Linked DNA regions of Homo sapiens: region 2 is linked to region 1. A link is a loop called in an ENCODE intact Hi-C map of the cell type or tissue named here. Cell type or tissue: psoas muscle. All regions are shown on one strand.

What was found. Peaks named below come from ENCODE experiments on the same cell type or tissue, not always from the same donor. Only the 100,000 strongest peaks of a DNase experiment are listed, where the experiment ranks them.
Region 2: a loop joins it to region 1, with 2.5 times the contacts of the local background. A loop is called at or near these places in 65 of 110 quality-filtered maps.

Annotation. Positions count from the first base shown.
Region 1 is chr17:50,925,068-50,929,067 of GRCh38, reverse strand. No RefSeq gene overlaps it. Among named protein-coding and RNA genes, the nearest start is that of TOB1-AS1, 60 kb to the right of the region's middle. In psoas muscle, no CTCF peak of the experiment used is centred here; no DNase peak of the experiment used is centred here; H3K27ac peaks cover 507 bases.
Region 2 is chr17:50,875,218-50,879,217 of GRCh38, reverse strand. No RefSeq gene overlaps it. Among named protein-coding and RNA genes, the nearest start is that of TOB1-AS1, 11 kb to the right of the region's middle. In psoas muscle, no CTCF peak of the experiment used is centred here; no DNase peak of the experiment used is centred here.

The DNA of each region.
Region 1 (4,000 bases):
AACCATGAGCAAGATTAAATAGCACTTTTAAGCCACTAAATTATGGGGTGATTTGTTACCGAGCGATAGTATCTGCAAAGGGAGTTACTCTGTGCCAGGCACTGTGCACAGAGGGGTAGAACAATGAATAAGCATGCAGAAGCCAGACACATAAGCAGATAATTATGAAATAATGTGGTAACTACAACGATGGAGTCAGGCATGGGTCAGATGGGAGCAGAGCTGAAGAGTCTGTAATCTAGGCTGGGTGCGGTCTGAAAAGTTTTCTTGGAGCAGGTGACATTGAACTGGCTTTGAATGGTGAGTAAGGGTTGGCCAAGTAAAGGGGTGAGCTGAGGAAAGAAAGACATTTCAGGCAGAAGGAGTAAGCCCTGGAGGTAAGACATAGAATGATACTGGTCAGGGGACTCTTTATGACATATGAGACAGAGAGCAGGAGATGAGGCTGAGCAGGTCGCAGGGCCCCCAGATTGTGAGAATCTTCAGAACAGGCCAACAGTTTGGACAGAAAGCAATTGGGAGGCTTGAAGGTGGGGGCACGAAATGGAGCCTCCTGGGAGCAGCATTGAGAGGATAGACAGGAGGGAGAGAGAAATGGGGATAGAGCAGTGAGGAGAGAGAATCTCAGGAAAAAGAGCTTGGAGATCCCCAGGCTAATGGAGCAGAAAAGTTTGGGAGGGACGATATCTGAGAAGAACATAGGAAATAAATAGTCAGGCCTGGGTGCCCATCTGGGGGTATTATGGGCAACTCTTGGGCTCCCCTTTTGGGTGACCAGGCTGGCAGTGGCACCATCAGCTTAGAGAGCCCTGGAGGAAAAGTGGGTATGAGAAAAGGAGGGTCTGGTTTGGCCTTTTACAACATCATGGCAGGCCCAGGTGGAGACATCAAGTAACCCATGGTATGTAGGAATCCATAGCTTTGGGGGAGCCTGGGGAGGAAGTATGGAGACAGTAGACACTCCTTAAAATGTGTTGAATGAATGAATGAGTGAGTGGATGGGTGGATGGATGTACACACAGACGTGGTTGTTGAGTTCGTTAGGATAGATAAAGTGGGCCAGGGTTGTGGGACAGGCCCTGGGGCTGGCTCTACTGCTGAAATTGAGAGGTATTTGTAGGGGCCAAGTGTGATGACCAAGGTCTTAACGATTCATGGTCCAAGTTCCTGGAATGTGTCCCAACATGTAGGCCACAAGAAAGCACAAAGGAAAACACAGAAGTTCAGGGAATCAGATAGGTTCAGTTCCAAGAAACATTAATTTAGGGGCTACTGTGTGCCTGGCACTGTGCTTCACATATATTATTCAATTTAGTCCTTAGGCCACCCATTCATTGATCCAACAAATATTTTTTGAGCACTTACTATGTGCCAGGCACTGGACTAGATGCTGGGTATACACTGGTGGATAAAGCAAACACCATCCCTTCCCTCGAGGAGCTTAGGATCTAGTGGAGGTTATCATTCCCCTTTTACAAAAACCCAGAGAGATTAAGTAACCTGCCCAAGGTTACACAGCTAGGGGAGATTATACTGCCTGACTGCATGTCCCGGATGCCTCAGGGCACCTGAGTGTGGCAGCTGGCAGAGGAAACTAGGGCAGGGGCAGAGGGTGACCTGATTGCAAGAGCTCAGGTCTGTAGGGAGTCTGAGAGCCATTCAGTGAACTTGGGCTGGGCCAGACCCCCATTTCGGGGAAGCTGGGCTCAATCATAGGAATTTAGGAGGGCAGTGGGATCCCTATTATCAAGACCCACATCTTGGGGCTGGGTGCGGTGGCTCACGCCTGTAATCCTAGCACTCTGGGAGGGCGAGGCTGGTGGATCACCTGAGGTCAGGAGTTCGAGACCAGCCTGGCCAACATGGTGAAACCCTGTCTCCACTAAAAATACAAAAATTAGCCAGGAATGGTGGCACACACCTGTAATCCCAGCTACTCGGGAGGCTGAGACAGGAGAATTGTATGAAACCAGGAGGTAGAGGTTGCAGTGAGATCGTGCCACTGTACTTCAGCATGGGCAACAGAGCCAGACTCTGTCTCAAAAAAAAAAAAGAGACACATCTTGGGGTTGGGGCTGAGATTCTGGGGCATAAACGAGGCCCCAGGCACAACTTGAGTGCCTCCTCTTAATGATGATGATTGTGACCCCTGAGCATCTGCCACACACAGAGCTAAATGCTTTCCGGGCACAGCTCATTTGATCCCCACAGCTACCCATTACTAGCCCATGCTACATGTGAGATACTGAGACTCCAGAGGGGTTGGTAACCTGCCTGAGACCACACAGCCAGGAAGTGGCAGAGCCACAGGACTGGGCCACATCGACTCCAGAGTCCAGGGTTCAACCACTACCCACAACGCCTCGCATCAGAGTTGGTATAAGAATTAGGCTTCACCTGCACACATGGGTGGGGGCGCAGAGTCCAGCTTTGAGGAGCTGGGGATGGCTGGGCCTGTGGTTAAACTGGATACGAGCCGTGCCTCCTTCCCAGCCCACATCCTGGGGCCCAGCTGTCTCCCTCCCTAGGCTTCAGGGTCCCCCTCCTCCCAACTCTTAGTTATAAGACTTGGACTCTTTTCTCTCCAGCTCCTAGAATAGGAAGGACATGGGTGCTCAGCATGTCTTACCCTCAATCACTTTGCAGATGAGGAAACTGAGGCATAGAGAGACGGTGTTAGTTACCTAAAGTCACTCTGCAAATTAGCGACAGAGCTGGGGTGAGATTACAAGTCTCTTGGGTTTCAGTCTAACATCCCCCACCCCTTCTAGGCTAAGAGCAGGGCCTGAGGTCACCATCATCCTCAAAGCACACACAGGGTCCTTTTCCCGTGTCTCCTGTCTTCCTTTGAAAGTACTGATCTGAGTTCCCGTTCCTAAAGCACCTGTCCATTCACACCCAACCACAAACAGGAAGACGGACAATCAATGGCGCCACGTAGCTCAAATCAGTGAGTCTCAGGCCAAGGAGGGTAACACACTAGGGGGTGATGGGGACTGTGGCAAGCTAGCAAGTGTGTGCCATCTGAGGGAGCACTGGCAACAGCCATGTGGTCCAGAAGCTTGGCCAGAGAAGCCAGAAATCTTACTAATCAGTTCACATGGTTTTCCCCACTAGCATTAGCAACCAGTTGACTTGGTATGAAAGATACAGGTGTGGAAGTACGGCTCATATAGGACAGCTTCCCTCCATCCCTCAGAGACTCTCTGCCTGGCAGGCCCTGATCTGGGAAGACTTAGGAGGTTGTCCCTGAAATCCAAGGAATCTCATAGGCTCAGGAAATGCTCATCATGTCTGCTGGCTTCTTTCGGTAAACCCAGTGGCCCTTAGGCTGGGCAGCACACAAGAATCACCTGTGGAGCCATGGCATTCCTAACGCCAGGCTGCACCCAGGCCAGTGAAATCAGATCCTGGGGGTGTGAGCCAGGCACCAGTCTTTTTGAAAAAAAGCTCCTCAGGTGATCCGAAAGTGCACCAGTGGCATCGGCATCACTGGTAGCTTGTTAGAAATGCAAAATCTCAGACCCCACCTTAGATCTGCTGAATCAGAATCTCTGGGGGTGGGGCCCAGCCAGCTGCAGTTTCACAAGCCCACCAGGTGATTCTGACTCAATACAATTCCAGGCGCACAATCTCAGACCGAGGCAGTGTGAGGTGAAGCTGGTGCCTACAGGAACATGGCACATCTGAAAATAACCAGCTTTACAAGAGATGGTCAATTTAAAGACACTTTTTGAAAAGAAAACCTTACTTTGATTAATTAATTACCAGGGGCCAGGGAACACTGCAAGTTGGGCTCTTCTCTCTTAATTCAGTTGGAAACGTTTCTCCCTCTGACTTCAGAATGGTGAAACATCCTCTCCTTTACAGTCTGGAGACAGAAGCCCTCCTCACTCCTCCAATTCCACCGCACGAGGCTGGCACATAGCAGATGCTCATTAAGCATTAGTTTCTCTCCTTCCCATTTCCCCTTGGAATTTCTAGAGCAGGGGCTTACACA
Region 2 (4,000 bases), 50 kb after region 1:
TCCATGTTATACCAACTCGTAGAGTGAGTTTATAAGAACTTCAAGACCTTCATGCTTCCCTAAGCTCTGAAAATTCAAATACAGGAATTTTTTTGGCAGAGCTTACCGTAAAACCACCTTGGCTTTGTGTCTTTTTTGGAGGTAGATCTTAAACCAGTTTTTTTCCATTGTTGGTGGTCTATTTAGGTTTGATACTATTTCTTAAATCAATTTAGATGATTTACATTTTCCTTAAGGATTGTAAATTTAATGTAGTTGTACATAGTATGCTCTTAATCATTTAATAAGCTCTGTTTGGTTTTTTTAGTTTTTAAAAATTTTTGTAAAGGCGGGGTCACACCATGTTGCCCAGGCTGGTCTCGAAGTCCTGGGCCCAAGCGATCCTCCTGCCTTAACCTTCCAGTGTTGTGATCACACCATTGCACTCCAGCCTGGGCATAGGGTGAGACCCTGTCTGAAAAAAAAAATGCAAGTAAAGAGATGTTTTGCTATATTTGTTGTTAATTTCTAGCTTTAATGATCTATGAACAGTATAGGTCATAAGGTTTTTATTTGGGGGAATTTATGTAAATTTTCTTGGTTACATATTACACAGGCAATTTTAAAACTAGTCCATGGGTTGTTGAAAAGAATGTCTATATGTGGAAAGTCCTATAAGAACACCGATATCTACCAAGTCAAGTTTATTAATTATGTTAGCCAAAACTTTAATTATTACTTAACTGATACATCAATTTTTTCTTCTCTGAGTTCTTTAGTTATTTCCTTCCCCTTGGTCTCTCCATTCTTAGTTTCTGGAATCCCTGTGTTGGTCAACATCGAATCTCTTGGAGCTAGTTTACATGTCATTTAACATTTTTTGATTTTAACCATATTGAGAATAGAAGGATAATGATTTGGCTTTAGAATCCAAATGCCACTGAGTATGTGAAATCAGCTGGCAATTGATTGTGTAAGTACCACTCAAATGATAACATTTAACAGGTTAATAAAACAGCACAAATTGGGGAAAACTCATTGGGATGCAAATGATCAAATAGCAGAATGCTGAACTTTATGAAAAGTCAGTTCAGTCAAATATTTACTAAGCATTCTGTGGATGGTGTAGGCACAGGGCAGTAGAAGCTACTGGCCTGCTCTCATGACAATGCAGGCCTCTTGGAGAGACAGGACACACACCCATGCAATACAGTTATGCAACATGGCATAAATTATTTGACCAGTGGGAGATGGGAACCAATGGATGAATTCTCCCCTTTCTTTTCTCACATAAAGGGATACAGTTTATAGGGCTTCTTGGAGGACTAATCCATGGAATCAAGCAATTTTACTTAACAGCAATTGGTTTAATAACGCAACCTGAAATAGGTTCTCCTCCTTTGCTGTTTTACTCTCTTTGCCCCTCTCTCCTGCTTCCTGGGATTTCACTCCCTCTTAAAGTGGTAGCAAACTGAGGTTAGGAGTTCGACACCAGCCTGGCCAACATGGTGAAACCCCGTCTCTTCTAAATATACAAAAATTAGCTGGGCGTGGTGGCAGGAACCTGTAATCCCAGCCACTAGGGAGGCTGAGGCAGGAGAATCCCTTGAACCTGGGAGGCGGAGGTTGCAGTAAGCTGAGATCATACCACTGCACTCCAGCCTGGTTGAGGACAGAGTAAGACTCCATCTCAAAAAAAATAAAATAAAATAAGGCCAGGCGCAGTGGCTCTCACCTGTAATCCGAGCACTTTGGGAGGCCAAGGCAGGTGGATCGCCTGAGATCGGGAGTTCAAGACCAGCCTGACCAACATGGCAAAACCCTATCTCTACTAAAAATACAAAATTAGCTGGGGTGGTGGCACGCGACTATAATCCCAGCTACTCAGGAGGCTGAGGCAGGAGAATCGCTTGAACCCGGGAGGCGGAGGTTGCAGTGAGCTGAGATAGCACGATTGCACTCCAGCCTGGGCGACAGAGCGAAATAAATAAATAAATAAATAAATAAATAAATAAATAAATAAAAATAAAAAATAAAGTGGTAGCGCAAAGCCCTTTGCCTTGGGCTCTGCTTGTTTAGGAACCTATGCTAAGACAGCCTGTAGCTGAAAGTCCAGGTAAAGTTGATTCAAGGGCTGCTCAAAAGGCTGTTTCCAGGACTTGGTTTTTCTTGGTTTTACCTGGGTTAGCTACATTCTCTGACAGGCTCTCTCCTTTTGGTACTAAGATGGCCCTGGGAGCCTCAACAATGAATACTTCCAGGTTCATATTTCATGGGAAAGAGTCCTTATCCCAAGACCTCAGACAGAAGTCCCAGAATTGAGTTATTGGCTCTGATCAGCCATCCCTAAACCCATCACAGTAGTTAGGAGAATGTGATGCTTTCGCTGGCTTTTGCCTTGTCAAGAGTCTCACTGGAAGCTCCTGGATGAAGGGTGGGAGAGGTATAGGTTCTCACACAAAAATCGCAAGTCTCACTAGAAGCTCCTGGATGAAGGGTGGGAGAGGTATAGGTTCTCACACAAAAATCGCAACTGTTGCTGGAAGAAAGGGGAACAGATGTTGTCTAGGCTAACAACAAGGAAAGGTGGAAGTAATCAACCCTCCTGGTACCACAGTAGAATTTTCTACAGAAAGGTTTTAGTTTTTTCAGAAACCGTAAGTTTTTTTTACTTAATACCTTGCCACATAATCTTTTATTTTTTCTTTTCTTTTCTTTTTCTTTTTTTTTTTTTTTGTGACAGAGTCTCGTTCTGTCACCCAGGCTGTAGTGCAGTGGCATGATCTCGGCTCTCTGCAACCTCCATCTCCTGGGTTCAAGCAATTCTCATGCCTCAGCCTCCCAAGTAGCTGGAACTACAGGCACGCACCACAACAGCTGGCTACTTTTTGTATTTTTAGTAGAGATGGGATTTTACCATCTTGGCCAGGCTGGTCTCAAACTCCTGGCCTCAAGTGATTCATCCACCTCAGGCTCCCAAATTGTTGGGATGACAGGCCTGAGCCACCGCGCCCGGCCAAAACTTTTCCTTTTGTTCCCAAGTGGATAGAAGTATTGGTCTCCAGGTGGGGTCTGTATCTTCCTTAAAAGACAGTAAGTATTTCTTCTTCAGAACAACCAAACAATTGAAGAATATTCCATTGGGTGATAAAACTACGTCTAGCAATTGAACACACATTGGCAGGGCAATTCCTAAGTATCAAGTAATGTACTATGCTCTGGGGCATTTAGAGATAAATAAAATGTGCTCCAAACAGAATTCCAATAATGTCATTTCCCAACTGAAAAATCACCCAACATCTTCCCGTCTGTTAAAGGCAAAATTCCAGATTTCCTCCCTTGGTAATCTGGCCTCTGCCTACCAACCAGCCTCCTCTCTAGATTCTCACCTCTGAACCATCCACAGCAGCCACTCTGAGCCACTTACCCTTCCTCAAATATTCTGTGTTCTTTCATTGGATTAAGCAGCGACCTAGCAAAGCCATCAGTCAATACTGATTGACTGCAAGGCACTATAAAGCTCGTGTAAAGGTACATGCTTTCTGCTCTTAAAAAGCTTGGAATCCAACAAAGGCTAGGACATAAACACACGGAAGGCTAAATAAACTAATAATTAAATAATAATATAAAACATCAAGCCATGGGATTCTGAGAGGTTTTTTGAAGGTGAAAAGGACTGAGTTGGCAACACTGTATCTGACAGAAGAGAGTGTTAATAATACTTGTTTGTAGTTTAAAAGCAATTTCACATGTATTTTTACTTGAGCTGAATCAAATGGTACTTGAATTTCTGCCAGATGTAAGAAGCAGAGAAGGAAGAGAAGGAGGAGAGGAGGAGGAGAAAGTAGGGAAGGAGGGGAAGAGGGAGGGGGAGAGGAAGGAAGAAAATATTCACATTTATGGGGGGCTTGACGGTTCATAGAGCGTTTTCACAGGTGTCACCTCAATTGATTCTCACACAACTCTGAGGGTAATTATTGCTTCTAATTATTTATAAGATGAGGGCTGAGACTCAGAGTAG